Regions from separate parts of the Homo sapiens genome. Here region 2 is linked to region 1. A link is an interaction called in ENCODE POLR2A ChIA-PET data of the cell type or tissue named here. Cell type or tissue: OCI-LY7. All regions are shown on one strand. Each heading gives the region's core, and the rest is flanking DNA. Links, peaks and the distances in the headings are about the cores only. Region 1 has its middle 82 kb from the start of RNF38. Region 2 overlaps MELK (maternal embryonic leucine zipper kinase).

Region 1 (10,914 bases), core at 972-8,971:
AATGGACTATCGGGCAATCTTTTTTTTTTTTTTTTTTTTTGAGATGGAGTTTAGCTCTTGTTGCCCAGGCTGGAGCGCGATGGCATGGTCTTGGCTCACTGCAACCTCCGCCTCCTGGGTTCCAGTGATTCTCCTGCCTCAGCCTCCCAAGTAGCTGGGATTACAGGCGCCCACCACCATGCCCGGCTAACTTTTTTTTGTATTTTTAGTAGAAACCGGATTTCACCATGTTGGCCAGGCTGGTCTCGAACTCCTGACCTCAGGTGATCCACCCACTCTGGCCTCCCAAAGTCCTGGGATTATAGCTGTTTCCTAATCCAGGACAAAATTATGCTGGCGGGTAAGAATAAAGGTCTAACTCCTAACTTGACTCCAAGTAATTAGAGGAAAGGACAGCTTACAGTAGCCATAGGTTTCCATGGAGTACACACTATCTACCTGTACACCATAGACGTAAATGCTAATTACAGCAACAAAAAGGGCCACCCTTATCCTGAGAATGGACTCCTGAAGTTTACAGTCTTAAAGTCTAAAGATTATTGGCCAGGCGCGATGGATCACGCCTGTAATCCCAGCACTTTGGGGGGCTGAGGCAGGTGGATCACAAGGTCAGGAGTTCAAGACCAGCCTGGTCAAGATGGTGAAACCCCATCTCTACTAAAAATACAAAAAAATTAGCCGGGCGTGGTGGTGGGCGCCTGTAATTCCAGCCACTCGGGAGGCTGAGGCAGAGAACTGCTTGAACCTGGGAGGCAGAGGTTGCAGTGAGCCAAGATCACACCACTGCACTCCAGCCTGGGTGACAGAGCAAGACTCGTCTGGAAAAAAAAAAAAAAAGATTACCTTGCAATCAACTCTTTGGTGCATTTCTTACAAAATACAACAACAAAACAGGCTGGGCATGGTCACTCATGCCTATAATCCCAGCACTTTAGGAGGCCAAGGTGGGAGGATCACTTGAGCCCAGGAGTTCGAGACCAGCCTAGGCAACATTGTGAAACCTCCATGTCACAAAAAAGTTTAAAAGGTTAGTGTAGTTGGCCGGGTACTGTGGCTCACACCTGTAATCCCAACACTTTGGGAGGCTGAGGCAGGCGGATCACGAGGTCAGGAGATCGAGACCAACCTGGCTAACATGGTGAAACCCCCATCCCTACTAAAAAATACAAAAAATTAGCCGGGCGTGGTGGGGGGCGCCTGTAGTCCCAGCTACAGGGAGGCTGAGGCAGGAGAATGGCGTGAACCTGGGAGGTGGAGCTTGCAGTGAGCTGAGATCGCACCACCGCACTCCAGCCTGGGCGACAGAGGGAGACTCTGTCTCAAAAAAAAAAAAAAAGAAAGAAAAAAGGATAGCGTAGTTGTCACACTCATTGTCCCAGCTACTCAGGAGGCTGAGGTGGAAGGACTGCTTGAGCCTGGGAGATGGAAGCTGCAGTGAGCTATGATTACCACTGCCACTGCACTCCAGAGTGGGCAACAAAGCAAGACCTTGTCTCAAAAAACAAAAAACAAACAAACAGAAAACAGCAGTTTGAGATACCAAGTAATACAGTAATAATTAACATATTAAGAAGAAAATTTTCACTAAAAGATTGCCAACAAGACTTCTTAGAAGCACATCATGACGTAGAATGGTTGATATAAGTGTTTATTACCAGGCGTGGTAGCTCACGCCTGTAATCCCAGCACTTTGGGAGGCTGAGACCATTCTGGCTAACATGGTGAAACCCCATCTCTACTAAAAATACAAAAAATTACCCGGGCGTGGTAGCGGGCATCTGTAGTCCCAGCTACTCGGGAGGCTGAGGCAGGAGAATGGCGTGAACCTGGGAGGCGGAGCTTGCAGTGAGCCGAGATCACGCCACTGCACTCCAGCCTGGGGGAGAGAGCGAGACTCCGTCTCAAAAAAAAAAAAAAAAAAAAGAGAGCGTTTATTAAGCATACATCCCCAGATAAACTGATTTTTTTTCTGGTAGCAATAGGGAGAAATCACTTCGCAAAAATGTAAGTATTTAAAAAAAAAAAAAAAAAGATTGGCCGGGCACGGTGGCTCATACTTGTAATCCCAGCACTCTGGGAGGCCGAGGAGGGTAGATCATCTGAGGTCAGGAGTTCGAGACCAGCCTGACCAACATGAAGAAACCCCGTCGCTACTAAAAATACAAAATTAGCCAGGCGTGGTGGCTCATGCCTGTAATTCCAGCTACTCGGGAGGCTAAGGCAGGAGAATGGCTTGAACCCAGAAGGCGGAGGTTGCGGTGAGCCGAGATGGCGCCACTGCACTCCAGCCTGGGCAACAAGAGTGAAACGCTGTCTCAAAAAAAAAAAAAAAAAAAAGATTAGTGGGCGCATCCCTGGGAGAGTAAGCAAGTTATGTATTCGGCTTTTGTGGGCAATCAATCATTCTGGTAACACAAACATAAGGCAAAGTAGACCCAGATTTCTATATATTTTCCTCTAAAGTACTTTTAAGTTACAATTTCAGACTTAAAGAGAAAGGTTCCAAGCTCAGTCTTGTCCTTTTTTAAAGCTGCAAGTATTATAATTTAAAACTCTGAAATGTATTCACTTAAACACGTTCCTGTCACTATTAACAACAACGCTCCATTATCCACTTTTGGTACTGTCTCCAGATGATTTTTAATCCCTGCCTGACTTCTCCCTACCAACAAGTACTTGGATACCATCTTTACCCCGCCTGCCCCCACTACTTGGTTGTGCCTAGGGAATTATAATTACAGCAATCCCGCCTTTAGAACATCCTCAGAGCACAAAGCTTCTTTGTATAATGGTGGAGGGAGGGTGCCCTCCAGGCTCCACAGAAAAGAGTGGGTGGTAGCAACAGAGGAAGAGGAACTGGAGCCACTATGGTGGCCCTCAGTTCTAGTTCAATATCGTTTGTGGGAATTTACTTGTAATGACCAGCCAGGGTTCTGTTGAGCTTCTGCATCTCCTCCCATGTGGGGGTGGAGAGAAGCAGGGCTTATCTTGGCAGATGGGCACAATCACCATGCCCAGAAGACCAGGGAGCAGAAGGAAGCAAGAAATTTGGGAGAAAAGCAAGCAATAACTGTCTTGAATTGCACCCCTCTATGCGATTCTCAAGACCTTAAGTGAGGAAGTTTTGACAACAAAAGCTATCATCCTAATTAACCAGTGGTTGGTATTGGCATTACTGGCACTCAGTAGATGCTCAAAGATGTATTGAGGTGGCAATAAAAATCTACATAGGAAGACAAATCTATAAAAAAAAAAGTTTTAATAAGATAGCACAAAAGCCAAATGAAAAATACTTTTTATTAATTATGAGTCCCAGCCGGGCATAGTGGCTCATTCCTGTAGTAATCCTAGCACTTAGGGAAGTCAAGGCAGGAGGATTACTTGAGCTCAGGAGTTCAAGACCACCATGGGCAACATAGCAAGACCCTGTCTCTTTAAGTATGAGTTCCAACTTTTCTCTATCTGTAAATGTGAATTTTTATTTTTTTATTTTTTTGAGATGGAGTCTCACTCTGTCGCCCAGGCTGGAGTGCAGTGGCGTGATTTCGGCTTACTGCAAGCTACACCTCCCAGGTTCAAGTGATTCTCCTGTCTCAGCCTCCCGAGTAGCTGGGCCTACAGGTTCACACCACCACACCCAGCTAAGTTTTGTATTTTTAGTAGAGACAGAGTTTCACCATGTTGCTCAGGCTGGTCTCAAACTCTTGAGCTCAAGTGATCCACCTACCTCAGCCTCCCAAAGTGCTGAGATTACAGACGTGAGCCACTGCGACTGGCCCTGTAAATGTGATTATTAAATGAATACCTGTTTTACTTTCTGCCTACTCTACTTCTGTTTAGTCTGAGAAACTGCTCACTTTTTAGTTCTCTGACAATAAAACAAATTTCAACAGAAGGTCAGCATGCAGCATCTGCAGCCACTAAAATCCAAGGTGCAGAAGCAGAATGGACAGCCAACTTTTCAACTCCAAGAACATCCCAAAAGCACTACAAATTGTCCTACTACCTAACTGCTTGCTATTCTATGTATACAGTTTTTTTCTTTTTCTTTTTTTTTTTTTTTTTTTTTGAGACAGGGTCTCACTCTGTTCCCCAGGCTGGAGGGCAGTGGCACCATCTCAACTCACTGCAATCTCCGCCTCCCAGGCTCAAGCGATTCTCGTGCCTCAGCCTCTCAAGCAGCTGAAATTACAGGCAAGTGCCACCACACCCAGCTAATTTTTGTATTTTTAGTAAAGACAGGGTTTCACCATGTTGCCCAGGCTGGTCTCAAACTCGAGCTCAAGTTATCCACCCGCCTTGGCCTCCCAAAGTGCTGGGATTACAGGGGTGAGCCGCCACGCCCGGCCCCTTCCATGTATATATTTGGTCCTCTTACTACTACTTCCCTACATTTCTCAACAAAGTCAAAGGATCAGTATATACACCAAAACTCACAATATCTCACTCTCTTATTTCTATACATATTTTACCACAAAAGCAGAAAATGCAGTGATAGCTTTTTTTCTTCTCTTTCTTTTTTTTTTTTTTTTGAGACAGAGTCTTGCTCTGTCACCCAGGCTGGAGTGCAATGGTGCAATCTCGGCTCATTGCAACCTCCGCCTCCTGGGTTCAAGCGATTCTCCTGCTTCAGCCTCTCAAGTAGCTGAGATTACACGTGCGTGCCACCACGCCCAGCTAATTTTTGTATTTTTAGTAGAGGCAGGGTTTCACCATGTTGGTCAGGCTGGTCTCAAACTCCTGAGCTCAGGTGATCCACCCGCCTCGACCTCCCAAAGTGCTGGGATTACAGGCATGAGCCACCACACCAGCTAGTGATAGCTTTTGATAGCGTAACTATTGATAAACCCCAATATACTCCCATCATTCTACTCTTCCACCTGTCCAACATCACTGCAGTTAACTGTTCTCAGCAGTCCCAAGAACAGCGCTAATATCCATTTAAGTAGAACAGGAAAAAAACTGAAACCAGTCTGGGTAAGGCCTGCAGGTAAGAATTGTTTATTTCCCTTCTGTGGGCAAAAGACCACTTTTGTTAAACATCTTTAGTTTTTTAACATATAATTTCTTTCAAAAAATTACTCCAAGACAGCAGCATAAGCAAATTGAAACTTCCTATCCCACCACCCTCAATCATGTTTAAAAATAATAATAAAAAAGACAACAGAAACCACTTCAAATGTATCTTTCCCTTGAGCCCCCAGAACAGCATTCATCCACGACAACTGTCCTGAAAAACTCTGCCATTATTTCCAAAAGCAGTAGGAAGTCCGGTCTTGTCCTTGGTTTGTACTCCCCCCTCCTCTCTCTCCAAGAAAAAATGAAACAGCAGGAAGCGTAAACAACCACTTAATGGAAAATACAAATGGGTAAATATTTTCAAAATTAGCTAAAAAGCCTCAGGTCTTCAGGAATGCTAGTGCAGGGGGAAATAGGAAGAGAAAAATAACTGCATTTACCCCTTCAAGTGAGCACTGTAAGAAGACAAGCGCAAATGTGGCACATAGGTACTATACTTTCTCTCCTCCATTTACCAGATACTTTTGTCTTTTTTTTTTTTTTTTTTTTTTGAGACGAAGTTTCGCTCTTGTTGCCCAGGCTGGAGTGCAATGGTGCAATCTCAGCTTACAGCAACCTCTGCCTCCTGGGTTCAAGCGATTCTCCTGCCTCAGCCTCCCAAGTAGCTGGGATTATAGGCATGTGCCACCACGCCTGGCTAATTTTGTATTTTTAGTAGAAACAGGCTTTCTCCACGTTGGCCAGGCTGGTCTCGAACTCCTGACCTCAGGTGATCCGCCCACCTCGGCCTCCCAAAGTGCTGGGATTACAGGTGTGAGCCACTGTGCCCAGACCTTTTTTTTTTTTTTTTTGAGACAGAGTCTCACTCTGTTGCCCAGGCTGGAGTGCAGTGGCGTGATCTCAGCTCACTGCAACCTCCACCTCCCGGGTTCAAGCGATTCTCCTGCCTCAGCCTCCAAAGTAGCTGGGATTACAGGCATGCGCCACCATGCCCAGCTAATTTTTCTATTGTTAGTAGAGACGGGGTTTCACCATGTTGGCCAGGCTGGTCTTGAACTCCTGACCTCAGGTGATCCACCCACCTCGGCCTCCCAAAGTGCTGGGATTATAAGCGTGAGCCACTGCGCCAGGCTGACAGTGGTATTTTCTAAATAGCTTATTCTGTACATATTTCTCCAGCCTCATAACAAAGTTTACTATTTTAAGCTGTGCTCTTTGGTTCAGCTGAGCATGGTGATGAAAAGCCCCTTCCCATGAAAAGTTCACATGGAGAACTCTTGAAGCCCCTAGGGCAAGCACTAACCCAGACCTCATGGTAAAGCCCACAATGCATATGGATGAAACTGTTAGTTACAGCTGGACTGACAGTTCCAAAGCTGCAGAGCAGTGCTAGATCACAGATCACCTTTGCGTGGATTAGAAAAGGTGCCCCTTCTCTGAGTGCACACAGTTCCACACCAGGTACTCATCTTGGTAAGTGGAGTACAGAATAGATTTCCACCCTCACTTGCCACCTGAAACAGGTATCCTTTTGCTGGGTGCAATCTCTATGGTCCTACACAGCAGCACCGTTAAGAAGTGTACCGGCCAGGCACGGCTGTTCACGCGTGTAATCCCAACACTTTGGAAGGCCGAGGCAGGCTGATCACAGAGGTCAGGAGTTTGAGACCAGCCTGGCCAACATGGTGAAACCCCGTCTCTACTAAAAATATGAAAATTATCCGGGCATGGTGGCAGGCACCTGTAATCCCAGCTACTCGAGAGGCTGAGGCAGGAGAATCGCTTGAACCTGGGAGGTGGAGGCTGCAGTGAGCCGAGATTGCGCCACTGCACTCCAGCCTGGGCAACAAGAGCGAAACTCTGTCTCAAAAAAAAAGAAAAGCGTACCTGGGCAATGCTGCACCTCCAAAGTGGGTTTCCAGATAGAGGAACCTTAACAAAGACAAACAGGCACTTCACAAATTTCACTATCAGAAAGCCTCAGATTTGTTAACATAAATTCATTCATAAACACATCAGGACTAAGGAAGAAAGGTCTAGTAGAGAAGGAAAACTAGCAAATTTTGGAGAAAGGACACTCTTCCATCTTGAGGGATAATCAGTTGTCTCCTAAAGACCTTAATCTCTGACCATAGGTTCAGACGGCTGAACCTCAAATGTTGGTCACAAGCTAAAACAATCACTAGCATCTGCAGAGGGATGGATCATCTTTCTCTTAAGACATAATGACATGTTTACCTTTGGGGGTTTTACTTTCTCCAAATTTTCCTTCTCTGCTAGACCCTTTTTGCCCTTACTTTGAAACCACATACAGTTGACACATGTGTTAAAATCTGTAAAACCTGATAAACAACCCTGGTAGGTAGTGGGCCCCTTAGCTAACTCCATGAAAATCAGAGGAATGGACAACCTAGATTAAGAGGGGTATGGCATCCAACCCTATCATTCTTTTATGCTCCACAAAAGAGGTAAAGTATCACGTGGGTCAAAATTCCATCCCAGTCATCCAGGAGTGGGAACAGAGGGGCAGCCTAAGGAAAAGATGAGGACTAGGCTGGGGCAAACCCAAGATAGTGGTTCTCAAACTTTAGTGGGCATCCCAATCTACTGGGGAGTTTTCTCAGAATCAGATGTCTGGGTCCCTCCCTACACCTGATATATCAGAATGTCCTGGAGCACATCTATTTCAACAAAGCTCAAACTGCTGACACAGGTCCAATAGAAAGTTTAGAAATAATGAGAAATCTACCGCAACTATCAGCAGTTCCAAAATAAAAGTCATCCACTGCAAAACTAGGTTTAGCAGGTCAGAAAGGGGCGAAAAAGGATCACCAGCCTGCATGTCTAACAGGCTGCGCTAGGCTGGAGCCTGTAGGAGAGGTCCATTATTATGAAACAAAAACTGTGTTCTATAAACAAAATTTTTGTGTGAGAAATATTTCAAACATCTGAAAAATATTTAGAGTATACTAAATATCTCTATACCCTACACCCAACATTACCAAATCTTAATTTACGATTACCTGATTCAGATTTTTTTTAAGTAATAGGACATTAAAGGTATAAATAAAGCCCTTTTGGGTACCCTTGTGTAATCCCATTCCTCATCTTCTCTTCCCAAAGACAATCATTACACTTAATATGCATAATTTAATACTATCACCACATATGGGCATAGCCACAAACAATATTATTTTTCATGTTTTCAGATTTTACACACGTGAAACGATTCTGTAAGAATTCTTCTGACTTGCTTCCCTGTTCCATATGGTTTTTGAGATTCACCTATTTTAATGAGTGAGGCTAGTTTATTTTTCACAGCTGTAATATTCAACTGTATGGGTCTATCTAAAAATGTATGTATTGGCCGGGCGCGGTGGCTCACGCCTGTAATCCCAGCACTTTGGGAGGCAGAGGCGGGCAGATCACGAGGTCAGGAGATCGAGACCATCCTGGCTAACACGATGAAACCCCGTCTCTACTAAAAATACAAAAAAAAATTAGCCGGGCATGGTGGCGGGCGCCTGTGGTCCCAGCTACTCGGGAGGCTGAGGCAGGAGAATGGTGTGAACCAGGGAGGCGGAGCTTGCAGTGAGGCGAGATCACGCCACTGCACTCCAGCCTGGGTGACAGAGAGACTCCGTCTCAAAACAAACGAACAAACAAATAAATAATAAATAAAAATATATGTAGTCTTCTGTTGGTGGACATTTAAGCTGGAATGAGCATTCTTGTATTTTTTTCATACTTATTTTCTTGAACAAGTGTACAAGGATCTCTTAGGGTATATATACACACACACACCCAGAAATGGACATTTTAGGTAAATGAATATGTCTGCCCACCTTCACACTAAACACCAAATACCACTACTCTCTAAGGTGGTTGGATCCATTTACATTTCCACTACACTATATACAAGCTTATCTATCCACAACCTTAATAATCCTCGGTTTATCACAGCACTACATTTTTGCCAACCTGATCGGTGTGAAATGTCATCTCAGTGTTGTTTCAATTTGCATTTCCCTGATTGTAAGTCTCTCACAAGTACATTTTCTTGCTTTTAAGTATACATTTGCCAAATATGTGTGTCTTAGAGTTTTTTAGGAAAATCTAACCCATCTTGTCTGAATTGGGGCAGTCCTTCCCAAAGCACCCTGCCAACAGCCACCACAGCAGGAAAGCTAAGGTGCAAGAGGGCAGCAAGAAAACAGCTGACTTAAACAAGGAATCATCTTGGACAAAGGGCCTTAATTAATGCATTTGTTAATTAGTCTTTCCCTTCCCTCTTTTGTCAAGCCTTACTTCCAAGACAATACTCCAGGCCCTGTGGGTCTGCATCCTTAGAACAAGAGCGAGAATGAGGGGGAGGGGGTGCTCAAGCTAGAACGTTTCTATAAAAGTATAGCTGTCCTTACTAAAAGAAAATAAGTGACTGCAGACCAATTCACACTCAACCTTGTAAGCTACCATCCACCTCCAACAGACTCCTTTCAAACTCATCACGTTTGGCACCTTCTTTGAAACATCCCAATCTTTTTCTCCAGACTAGACACCGTCCCCCGCCCTTCAGCAACCCTTTCATCTCCCTTCCCCCACAATGACTGAATACCCTCTCCTTTTTCCCCATTCTATTTTCTAGCTCCACGGGACCCTCGTCCCTGCCTGTAACACGTTGCTCTCTCCCTTCCCTCTAGAACTGCAAGTCCTTTCCCCTTCCAAGGGACATCCGCAGTCAAAACAACCCACCTCATCATCCACCCCAAATAAAAACGGAAATCCCATGTATTACATGCCAGGCAGGCGGGTGACTCGGTCCCAATCCTCCCAGCTTCCTTCCCCCTTCAAGCCTGGGATAGCTGTTCTTTCTCGGGGAGTTCTCCAAGTGTGGTAGGTCCAAACCACCTGGAAAAAACTCACATGGCCTTCTGTGCCGTAAACGTCTTTACCAAGGCCATGTATGCATTTCTGGTTTCGGCATGAACGAAATTCGGGCCATTTACTGAAAAAAGACACCTTACGGGCGCCTCCACAAAAGCGGGCAGGCCTCCCTCCCAGTAATTCCAGCTGAATTGGTTTAGTCAGTGCAGTGGTGGGGAAGGTGGCCTGGCAGAGACCAAACGGTCCCCACGATAAGAAGTTTCCGAAGCTCTGCCCCACTCACTCAAGAAAGCCCTCTCCCCGAGAGCACACCCCGCACAGAAGTCTTTCCCGCTGCGGCTCCCCAGGGCACCACCAAGCTCCCAAGTCGGCCCCCTGCTCTTCCGTCCCACCCCGTAAGAGATCATTACTCCCAAACCAGCCCAAAAAGGGCTGGGTGGGTGTGCCAGGGTCCAGGGCCTGACCCCCTCCCCCGAGATCTGTCTCCCTCGGCTCCTGGGGGCCGGGGGATCGACCTCTTCCCAGCCCCCTCTGCTCGGGGCCCGCGCCGGCCCAGGGTGGCCCTGGGTCCCAGCCAAGCTACGGCTCTCATTGGCTATGTGACCTTGGGCAAGTCACTTCCCCCTCTAAGCCTCGGTTTCCTCCTCCGCCGAGCAGAGACCTAGAGAGGTCCTGCCCTGCACACCCTGGGGGAGGGGGCTACCCACCGGGTGGGAAAACGCTTTGTGAGCGCTCGGCGCGGCTGAGGCGCAGGGCTCGCAGGGGCTCCGGGGCCGGACAAAGCTGACCCGGACAACGCTCCTCCCCGTCGGCGGGGCCGGGCGCCTGGACCACACGCCTCCGGCCCCCACCCGCGGGACCGACCCACGCCCCTCCCTGCCTGGCCCGCTCCGGGACCCCGTACCTGCTCCCGGCGCTCGGCCGCAGGCGCCGCCACCCTGGGCTCCCGCCCGGAGAGGCCCGTGGCCCGGAGGGCTGAGGCGGTCCGTGGCGGCGGGCTCCGGCCGGGGC
Region 2 (10,914 bases), core at 1,716-9,715, 180 kb after region 1:
TGTCATGGACTTTAAAAAATTTTTTTGTTTTATTTTTTGAAACAAAGTCTTGCTTTGTTGTCCTGGCTGGAGTACAGTGGTGTGATCATGGCTCACTGCAGCCTTAACCTTCCAGGCTCAAGCAATCCTCCTGCCTCAGCCTCCCTAGTAGCTGGGATTACAGGTGTGTGCCACCACACCTGGCTAATTTTTAATTTTCTATAGAAATGGAGTCCAGCTATGTTGCCCAGGCTGGTCTTGAACACCTGGGCTCAAGCAGTCCTCCCTCCTTTGCCTCCCAAAGTGCTGGGATTATTGGCATGAGTGACTGCACCTGGCCTGTCATGGACATTTAAAATGGTGAAGAAGCTTACATACATAGAGGCACCATGTCATTCCTAAATGCTTGTGTTAGTCCTTGTTTTGTGTGATTCTTTGTATTTCCCATGGCTTAAAATTCAGCTATCCAAATACTTTGCCAGATGGGTATGGAACTTTGTAATGTCATCTTCCCTCAGATTAATTCAGGTTGCAATGTAAATAATCTTAGCACTAGGAAATTGTACCTCATCCTCAGAGAAAGGTAGTTGGTTGGCCCTGTTTATGAAATCCAAGATAACACAATTGACTGTGTGGATGAAAGTTTGGTTTTTTTCCCCTTTATAGGCCTCAAAACTGTAAAAAAAAAACAAAAAATGTTAAAATGCCACCTCTTTTATGATCTTTTGTTGAATTCCCCCTCCCTCAAATTCCTTTAATATCTATCTCATTTAGATCTCCTTTTGGTACTCATCAGTCATGTGCTACAGGTATAGTGGGTCTTATGTCACTGCCAGAACTAACCTGCCCCTCTTTTTCCCTCCCTAGTTGGTCAGTGCACTGGCTGTTGTGTAAAGAAATCTCTGAAGGGAGATATCCTGCATGGTTTTCTAGTCTGTTGTTGGAGAGTTTTAATGGCTGGTAAATATTCTGTGCCTAGGCAGCTCTTTTGCACATGGGCTCCTTGAATCAGCCAATCCCTCATCCCACCCACACTGCCAAACCCTTTAAACTTTCAGGTGCAAGTAACACATCTGGGTCCAGGAAAATGCAAAACCCTGAATTTTGCATCTGCTCAAGGTAATTGGAGAAAGCTATTAGATACGTATACCTCTATGCTTAGAAAAATCACTTTCACTAAATTTTAAAATTTACGACACCTCAGTTAAGGGGCCTGAGACATTTTCCTGAGACATTGGATTGTCTTTTTTTTTTTTTTTTTTTTTTTTGAGACAGAGTCTTGCTTTGTTGCCCAGGCTGGAGTGCAGTAGTGTGGTCTTGGCTCGCTGCAACCTCCGCCTCCTGGGTTCAAGTGATTCTCCTGCCTCATTGTCCCGAGTAGCTGGGATTACAGGTGTGTGCCACCACACCTATCTAATTTTTGTATTTTTAGTAGAGATGGGATTTCACCATGTTGGTCAGGCTGGTCTCGAACTCCAGACCTCAGATGATCCACCTGCCTCAGCCTCCCAAAGTGCTGGGAACACAAGCGTGAACCACCACACCCGGCCTGGATTTTCTTATATCTGAATTGGCCTGGTCTCAATTGATCTGCTTATATGAGTTGTAAGTGGAAAAGACCTGGAAATATATTTACTCTTATCTTCCATCTACTCCCTAATGAACATTTAACTAATAATTTAATTATTTGCAAAGTCATATTATTGAATCAATTTTATGGCAGATCAAGAGACATTTTAGTAACAAGAAGTGAAATAGAAATCAAATTTTGGGTTCGCTTCTAATCTTTATGCAAATTATTGAGACACGAAGCAAGTCACATAGTCTGGTTGTACTGTTCTTCCCCTTGATAGAATTATCCCTTTTCTCTGGGGTGTTGTTTATAAGAAAGTAAGTAATCATGATCGATCAATCAATCAATAGGTGGCCCTTTCAGTGAAACAGCAGTACAGACTGATCCAAGAATCACAAATAACCACGTCATCATCATCAGTGTCATTAGCATTTTCAGGCCCCATGCTGGGCTGCTGGGAAACATATCTGTGTAAAGTATAATACTTGTTCTCTAAGAGTCAAGACATATATATACATAGATAATACTGCATCATAGTAGATGATGGGGGCCAGAGAAGTGGCCAGAGGTGTCCTGGGGAGCTTTAGAGGACAGGAATGATCACCATGGGATCCAAACTGGACCAACAGTCAAGGTTAGAAAGATGGAAAAGAAGTGGCACAACATTCAGGGCAAGATAAATGGAATCAGCAAAAGCAGGGGCACCTAATTTTGCTTGATGTATTCTGTTGACAGTGGCTGGACTTGTGTTAAAAAAGAAGAGTTCAAGTAGGGGGAGAGAGAGAGAGAGAGAGAGAGAGAACGCAAGTGAGCTGGAAGGGTGGACAAGAGCCAGATAGTAGAGAACCTGAAAATGCACATCAGAATTTTAGACTTTGTTCAATAGTTAATGAGGAGCCATTGATTTGTGAGCAAGAGAGAGAGAAATGAACATGATTTTGAAAAATTAATCCAGTGGTGTATACGATTGTTTAGTCAGGGGTGATATGTGTGCTATTAGTCCCTACTGGAGTACCCATGACAGCCGTCATTCGTACAGCACTGTACTTCTCCCCACCAAGCCTAGACTTAGCTTTAGGATTTTTCTCAGCCTAGCTCTCCATGCATCCAGTTCCAAATGACAGTAATTGGTAATCCTGGAGAACTCTGTCATCCTTGGTTGAGACAGTGGAAAGATTAGTGGTAGAGACAATATTGTCTGTTTGAATAGTCTAGGTATGAGAAGATTTGTCCTTGATCTAGGATAGTGGCAGTGAGACTTTGGGAAAAAAAGGATGAGATATAAGAAATTCAAGTAAAATTGCTTGGCTAGATTAACAATATATCGAGGGAAAAGGAAGGAAGGAGAAATAAAAACTCCAAGTACACCCACAGTCTTGAATTCAGGGTATAATTAGTATACCCTTAGTTTATAGAGGAGGAAGAATGAAAGAACAGAAGTTATTTTGGTGGCGTTGTTAGCGCAAGACCCCAAATGTCCTATCCCTAGGAGATCCTTCATAAGGCTAATTTTCTTCCTGGTAGAAATTATTCACTACCCTGTATATTCTTACAAAGAAGAAACCTATATTTCGAAGTTGTTTCCCCTCCATCTTCTACTTTGTCAGATCTTTTTATTTGTAAATTTGCAGTAGAGTTGTCTGGTATTATAGTGATTATGTGATAATGAAAAGTAGTATGCTATATAACATAAGAATGTTGCAAGACATATTATTTGAGAGTCGGAGGTTTTCCTTTCTGATAATTTGAACTGAAATTTTCTGACTTCCTTTTTCTGTACTGGATGGTCAGCTCCTTCAATATAGTGTCTCCTATTCATTTTTGTTTCCAGGGCCTTGCCCTATGCCTGGAATACAGTTTTGTGCTGCATAAAGACAACGTTGGACTGCATTTATGATGGTGGTCCCATAAAATTATAATACCATGTTTTTACTCTACCTTTTCTTTTTTTTTCTTTCTTTTTTTTTTAGACAGAGTCTCGCTGTATTACCCAGGCTGGAGTGCAGTGGCACAATTTCTGCTTGTTGTAACCTCCACCTGGTGGACTCAAGTGATCCTCCCACCTAAGCCTCCCAAGTACCTGGGCCTACAGGCACATGCCTGGCTAATTTCTATTTTTTGTAGAGATGGGGTTTCACCGTGTTGCCCAGACTGGCTCCAACGCCTGAGCTTAAGTGATCCACCTGTGTCAGCCTTCCAAAGTGCTGGGATTACAGGCATGAGCCACCATGGGGACGGCCTTTTTCTGTTTAGATTTGTTTAGATACATAAATACTTATTGTTGTGTTAGAGCCACCTACTGTATTCAGTACAGTAACGTGCTACACAGGTTTGTAGTGTAGGAGCAACAGGCTATAACGTACAGCCTAGGTGTGGCCTAGGTGTGTAGTAGGCTCTGACGTCTCAGTTTGTGTAAGTACATTTTATGATGTTCACACAGTGATAAAATTGCCTAATACATTTCTCAGAATGTGTCTCTGTCGTTAAGTGACGCGTGACTGTATTTTAAATATTGAATCATAGTACTGTCATCTTTAAGTTCTTCTGTCTTTCATTGAGTAGTCAAATAATTGGAGTCTGGAAGATGTGACCGCAAGTGATAAAAATTATGTGGCGGGATTAATAGACTATGATTGGTGTGAAGATGATTTATCAACAGGTGCTGCTACTCCCCGAACATCACAGGTTCGTCATTCTTATTACTATTTAAGGCAGAATCTATTGTTTCAATTATAAAAACAACCAGACTAATGTGAAACCAAGGTGTGCTTGCAAATTTAATGAATGCTTAAGCCACTGAAAATGTTTATGAGCGATAACTGGAATACGAATGAAAGGGAAGTCAATTATATCCAAGTTGAAGAAAGCCAAGATTCTATTTTAGAGCTCTTTACTGCTCCTTTATTTCCTGTTTATTATTATTATTTTTTGAGACTGAGTCTTGCTCTGTTGGCCAGGCTGGAGTGCAGTGGCACGATCTCGGCTCACTGCAACCTCTGCCTCCCAGGTTCAAGTGATTCTCATGCCTCCTGAGTAGCTGGGATTACAGGTGCCTGCTGCCTCTCCTGGCTAATTTTTGTATTTTTAGTAGAGACAGGGTTTCACCATGTTGGCAGCTGGTCTCGAACTCCTGACCTCAGGTGATCCACCCACCTCAGCCTTCCAAAGTGCTGGGATTACAGGCGTGAGCCACTGTGCCCGGCCTTCTTTTTTGTTTAAAATGAGGTATAATGAGGTATACTTTACATGTAGTTAAATAGGTAAAGTCACCTTTTTTAGTGTGCAATTCTATGTGTTTTGACAAATGCATACAGTTGTATAACCACCACCAAAATTAAGATATAAAACAGTTCCGTTACTCCTCAAAATTCCCTCATTCCCCTTGTGGCTAACTTCCCCTCCCAACTCTCGGTGGCAATTGATCTGTTTTTCTTTCCTTTTGATAATCTTTTTATTGTGACTTTAAGTTTGTTGAGCTTTTTAGATTAATGAAGATTAAGTATAGATTAATGTTTTTTATCAAATTTGGGAAGTTTTCAATATTTTATTTGCCCCACTCTCTTTATTTTATCTTCTGGTACTCCCCTTCCATGTATATTGGCACACTTGATGGTGCCCTACAGTACACTGAGGCCCTGTTCATTTTTCTTTATCTATTTTCATTCTGTTTCTCAGACTAATTTCAGTTAACCTGTTTCAAAGTTTCAGATTCTTTCTTCTGCTTACTGAAAGTTCTGTTTAATCCCTCTAGTGAATTTTTTGTTATGGTTATTGTACTCTTGAACTCCAGAATTTGTTTTGTTCTTTTAAATAATTTTATCTTTATTTATACTCTCTATTTATTGTGACATTGCTCTTACACTTTCCCTTGGTTCTTCAGATGTTTCCTTTTGTTCTTTGAACATATTTAAAAACTGATTTTCAGTCTTTGCTTGGTAAGGCCTACGTCTGGACTTCTTCAAGGACAATTTCCATTGACTGTTTTTGTTTTTCTCGTGTATATGGGCCATCCTTTTTGTTTGTTTGTTTGTTTTTTGTTTGAGACAGAGGCTCCGCTGTATCGCCCAGGCTGGAGCGCATTGTTGGGATCTCTGCTCACTGCAACCTCTGCCTCCCGGGTTCAAGCAATTCTCCTGCCTCAGCCTCCTGAGTAGCTGGGATTACAGGCACCCGCCATCATGCCTGGCTAATTTTTTTTTTTTCTATTTTTTTTTTTTTTTTGAGACAGAGTCTCGCTCTGTCACCCAGGCTGGACTGCAGTGGCGCTATCTTGGCTCACTGCAAGCTCCGCCTCCTGGGTTCATGCCATTCTCCTGCCTCAGCTTCCCGAATAGCTGGGACTACAGGTGCCCGCCACCACGCCTGGCTAATTTTTTGTATTTTTAGTAGAGATGGGGTTTCACCATGTTAGCTAGGATGGTCTCGATCTCCTGACCTTGTGATCCGCCCGCCTCGGCCTCCCAAAGTGCTGGGATTACAGGCTTGAGCCACTGCACCTGGCCTTTTTTTTGTGTTTTTGTAAAGATGGGGTTTCACCATATTGGCCAGGCTGGTGTTAAACTCCTGACCTCAGGTGATCTGCCTGCCTTAGCCTCCCAAAGTGCTGGGATTACAGGCATGAGCCACCGTGCCCGGCCATACTTTTTTATTTCTTTGCATGTATATGTCTTGTAATTGTTGAAAACTAGACATTTTAAATAATATAATGTGGCAGCTCTGGTAATCAGATTTATCCCCTCCTCAGGATTTGATATTATTGCTGTTTGTTGTTGTTGGTTAGTGACTTTTCTGAACTAATTCTGTAAAGTCGTTAAGTCATTTAGGTCAGTGTTGGGCTGCATTTATGATGGTGGTCCATGAGATTATAATATCATATTTTTACTATACCTTTTCTCTGCTCAATTAGCATAGTGATCAGCTAATGCTTGGCGAGGTTTCCTTAGATGCCTGGAATCAATTCGTCTCTCAGTCTTTGTGCCGGCTCTGTGTACATCTGGGGTATGCCTGCAACTTTCAGCCAGGCAGCTGACAACTCTGCATTAGATTTCATTTCCTATTTGTATAAAACCTCAAGGTCAGCTTGAGGTGAGATCTTAGATCCTTCTAAAGTGTTTTTTGTTTTTTATTTTTATTTTTTTGAGATGGAGTTTTGCTCTTGTTGCCCAGGCTGGAGTGCAATGGCACGATCTCAGTTCACTGCGATTTTCGCCTCCTGGGTTCAAGCAATTCTCCTGCCTCAGCCTCCCATGGAGCTGGGATTACAGGCATGCGCCACCACACCTGGCTAATTTTGTATTTTTAGTAGAGACGAGGTTTCACCATGTTGGTCAGGCTGGTCTCGAACTGCTGACCTCAAGTGATCCACCTGCCTCAGCCTCCCAAAGTGCTGGGATTACAGGCGTGAGCCACCATGCCCAGCCCCTTCTAAAGTCTTTCCTGAGCAAATGCACAGCCCTGGGTATGAGCACATCCTATACATGTACATTGGGCTTGTAGATACCCTGGTATATTTTGGAGCTTTTCCAATTCACTGTGGACATCTTATTCTCTAACTTTTTTTTCAGCATTTTTGTTAGTTTATTGTGGTCACCAGCTATTACTTACTGCTTCGGCAGCCACAATGTGCAACAATTGCCTGTAAATTTTTTTTTGTTTTTGAGATAGGATCTCATTCCGTCAACCAGGCTGGAGTCCAGTGGTGTGATCATGGCTCACTGCAGCCTCGACCTCCTGGGCTTAAGCAATTTTCTTGCCTCAGCCTCCCGAGTATCGGGGACTATAGGCATGCACCACCATGCCCAGCTAATTTTTACAAAATTATTTTGTAGAGACAGGGTCTCAATATTTTGCCCAGGCTGGTCTCAAACTCCTGGACTCAAGAGATCCACCCGCGTTGGCCTCCCAAAGTGCTGGGATTACAGGCGTGAGCCACTGCGCCTGGCACCTCTAAATCTTTTTAACAGATGCTGCTGGGGAAAAGGCTGTTCATACTGGGCAGGCTCTGAGTAAGGTCAAATAAAGACAGCTTTCAGGCTGGGTGCAGTGGCTCACGCCTGTAATCCCAGCACTTTGGGGGGCTGAGGCGGGTGGATCACCTGAGGTCGGGAGTTCAAGACCTACCTGACCAACATGGAGAAACCCCGTCTCTACTAAAAATACAAAATTAGCTGCCTGTGGTGGCACATGCCTGTAATCCCAGCTACTCGGAAGGCTGAGGCAGGAGAATTGCTTGAACCCGGGAGGTGGAGTTTGCAGTGAGCTGAGTTCACGCCATTACACTCCAGCCTGGGCAACAAGAGCAAAACTCCGTCTCAAATAAAAAACAAACAAAGAATAAAAAAAGACAGCTTTCATAGTAGGGTCTTCTAGGGAACTACTGGCCAGGCTAAATAATGACAGTTTTCTGAGCATGAAGCTTTGAAGGAGCTCCAACCTGTTCTGCCCCCTCCAGCGGCTCCTAGGTTGCTGGTCTTCATCGTGATTGTGGGCTGTGGGTTTCTAAGACTATCATAGAGCTGGAGAGAGAAGAATGGGGATAGGTAGGGCAAATTCAAACACCTCAAACTCACTGTTTCTACTTAGCTGTTTTCTATGAATAAATGCTGCGATCTTTGGCTAATACACAGAGTTCTGAAACAAAAGAGGTATACTTTGTTTATGGATAGGGAGATTTGAAGGTATAGATTTCAGTTTTTCCCAAAATGAATTTTAAATTTAATGTAATCTCAACTTTTCAGTGGATGTAAAATAAGTCAAAATGATTCTAAAATGTATGTGGAAATACAAAGGGGCAAGAATAACTAAATCATTCCTAAAGAATAAGAAGATGGGAGGAAACTGGTCAACCTGATAAAAGAACTATTATAAAATTAAAGAAAGTAAGATTTCCTTAATAAATAAAACAATGAAACAAATAAAACAATGAAACCTTTCATACCTTATATTTAGGTATGTCTCTTTAAAAATAACATAGCTAGGCCGGGCGCGGTGGCTCACGCCTGTAATCCCAGCACTTTGGGAGGCCAAGGTGGGTGGATCATGAGGTCAGGAGATTGAGACCATCCTGGCTAACACAATGAAACTCCATCTCTACTAAAAAATACAAAAAATTAGCTGGGCATGGTGGCGGGCACCTCTAGTCCCAGTTACTTGGGAGGCTGAGGCAGGAGAATGGCATGAACCCGGGAGGCGGAGCTTGCAGTGAGCCGAGATTGCACCACTGCACTCCAGCCTAGGTGACAGAGCGAGACTCCGTCTCAAAAAAAAAAAAAAAAAAAACAAAACAAACAAAGAAAAAAACATAGCTAGATTTGGTATGCAAACTGAAAATCTTGTCTTTTGAATTGAGCGCTTACCCAACTTATTTTTATTATGGATTTAGTTATTATATATCTTTCTTTTTTTATGTTTCCTATGTGTCTTTTTCTGTATTTCCCCCTTATTTCTTGATTTTTTATGTTAATTTCCCCCCACATTTTATTGGTTTCTATTTGATTTCTATTCTTTTAATATTTACTCTAAATTTTTAACATTTAATTTAACGAAATATAAAGTGAATCTGTATCTTTTTTTTTTTTTTTTTAAGATGGAATCTTGCTCTGTTGCCCAGGCTTGAGTGCAATGGCGTGATCTCAGGCTCACTGCAACCTCTTCCTCCTGGGTTCAAGTGATTCTCCTGCCTCAGCCTCCCAAGTAGCCGGGTTTACAGGCACCCGCCACCATGTCTGGCTAATTTTTGTATTTTTAGTAGAGACAGGGTTTCACCATGTTGGCCAGGCTGGTCTCGAACTCCTGACCTCAGGTGATCCACCTGCCTCGGCCTCCCAAAGTGCTAGAATTACAGGCGTGAGCCCCTGCACCCTGCTGTGAATCTGTATGTTTAATTTCCTTCTAAACAATATGAAGGCCTTAGAACACTTAATCTCTGATTACCCCTCCTGGATTCCATGCTATTGATGTGTCCAGTGTATTAGCTCTTGAATGTTTTTAACTTTTTATTTTGAAATATTTATGGATTCACAGGATGTTATTGAAGATATTATTCCACTTTCTTCTTGCTTCTATTGTTGCTATTGAAAAACCAACCTCAGTCTAGTGCCTTTTTAGTCTGTCTTTTCTCTCTGGCTCCTTTTAGGACCTTCTCTTTGCTTTTGGTGTTCTGCAGTTTCACTGTTAGGGCTACTGCGTTGCACACCTCCAGGGAACACACCATCTGTGTGGTGTCTCTGTGGATAGTGTCCTCTGGAGTTGTATAATCTGGTAAATAGAGATGTGGATTTCTTTTATGTATCCAGTTCATGATTCATCATGCTTTCTATGTATGGGGATTTGTATTTTTAATCAATTTTTGAAAATTTCTTGAATAATATACTGCTTTTTCTTTTTCTCCTTTTCCTTGTTTCTTTTTTTTTTTCTTTTTGAGACAGAGTTTCTCTCTTCTTGCCCAGGCTGGAGTGCAATGGCACGATCTCAGCTTACTGCAACCTCTGCTTCCCAGGTTCAAGCGATTTTCCTACCTCAGCCTCCCGAGTAGCTGGGATTACAGGTGCCTGTCCCCATGCCCAGCTAATTTTTGTATTATTAGTAGAGACAGAGTTTCACCATGTTGGCCAGGCTGGTCTTGTACTCCTGACCTCAGGTGATCACATGACTTGGCCTCCCAAAGTGCTGGGATTACAGGTGTGAGCCAGCGCACCCAGCCTGCTTTTCTTTAAAACAATATTTATATAAATTTATAGAGTACAAGTACAATTTTCTTAGATGCATAGTGGTCAAGTGAGAGGTTTTAAGGTGTCAGCTGAATAATGTACATCGCACCCCTTAAGTAATTTCTCATCACCAACCCCCTTCCATCTCCTCACCCTTCCAAGTCTACATTTTCTATCATTCCACTCTCTACATCCACGTGTACACCCTTTTTTAGCACCCACTTATGAGTGAGAACATGCAATATTTGTCATTCTGTGTCTGGCTTGTTTCACTTAAGGTAACCTCCACTTCCATCCACCTTGTTGCAAAAGATAGGATTTCATTCTTTTTTATGGTTGAATAGTATTCTATCTGTGTGTCTGTCTGTCTATCTATCTCACATTTCCTTTATGCAGTCATCTGTTGATGGACACTTGGGTTGATTTTGTATCTTTGCTATTGTGAATAAGTACTGAGATAAATATACAAGTGCAGGTATGTTTTTGATGTATTGATTTCTTTTCCTTTGGGAAAAGAAGTAGAGGGAATTGCTGCTTTTGCATTGTCCATACTATGTATATCTGGAACTTAGAATAGCCTTATGTTAGACATTTTATTTCATTTTCTGTTTCCTTCAACCATCTTTCACGTATCGTATGTCTTTTTCTGTCTTG

The links. Peaks named below come from ENCODE experiments on the same cell type or tissue, not always from the same donor. Only the 100,000 strongest peaks of a DNase experiment are listed, where the experiment ranks them.
Region 2: POLR2A ChIA-PET joins it to region 1 with 11 read pairs; 2 of 35 experiments call an interaction of 5 or more read pairs at or near these places.

Annotation. Positions count from the first base shown.
Region 1 is chr9:36,476,501-36,487,414 of GRCh38, forward strand. It overlaps a transcript of RNF38 not described here. Among named protein-coding and RNA genes, the nearest start is that of RNF38, 82 kb to the left of the region's middle. RefSeq lists silencers at 6,068-6,247, 10,266-10,895. In OCI-LY7, for the core only: no CTCF peak of the experiment used is centred there; no DNase peak of the experiment used is centred there.
Region 2 is chr9:36,653,127-36,664,040 of GRCh38, forward strand. It overlaps MELK (maternal embryonic leucine zipper kinase), which reads left to right. Exons shown (of 18, transcript NM_014791.4): 13 at 4,115-4,237. Among named protein-coding and RNA genes, the nearest start is that of MELK, 86 kb to the left of the region's middle. In OCI-LY7, for the core only: no CTCF peak of the experiment used is centred there; a DNase peak (open chromatin) is centred at 6,565.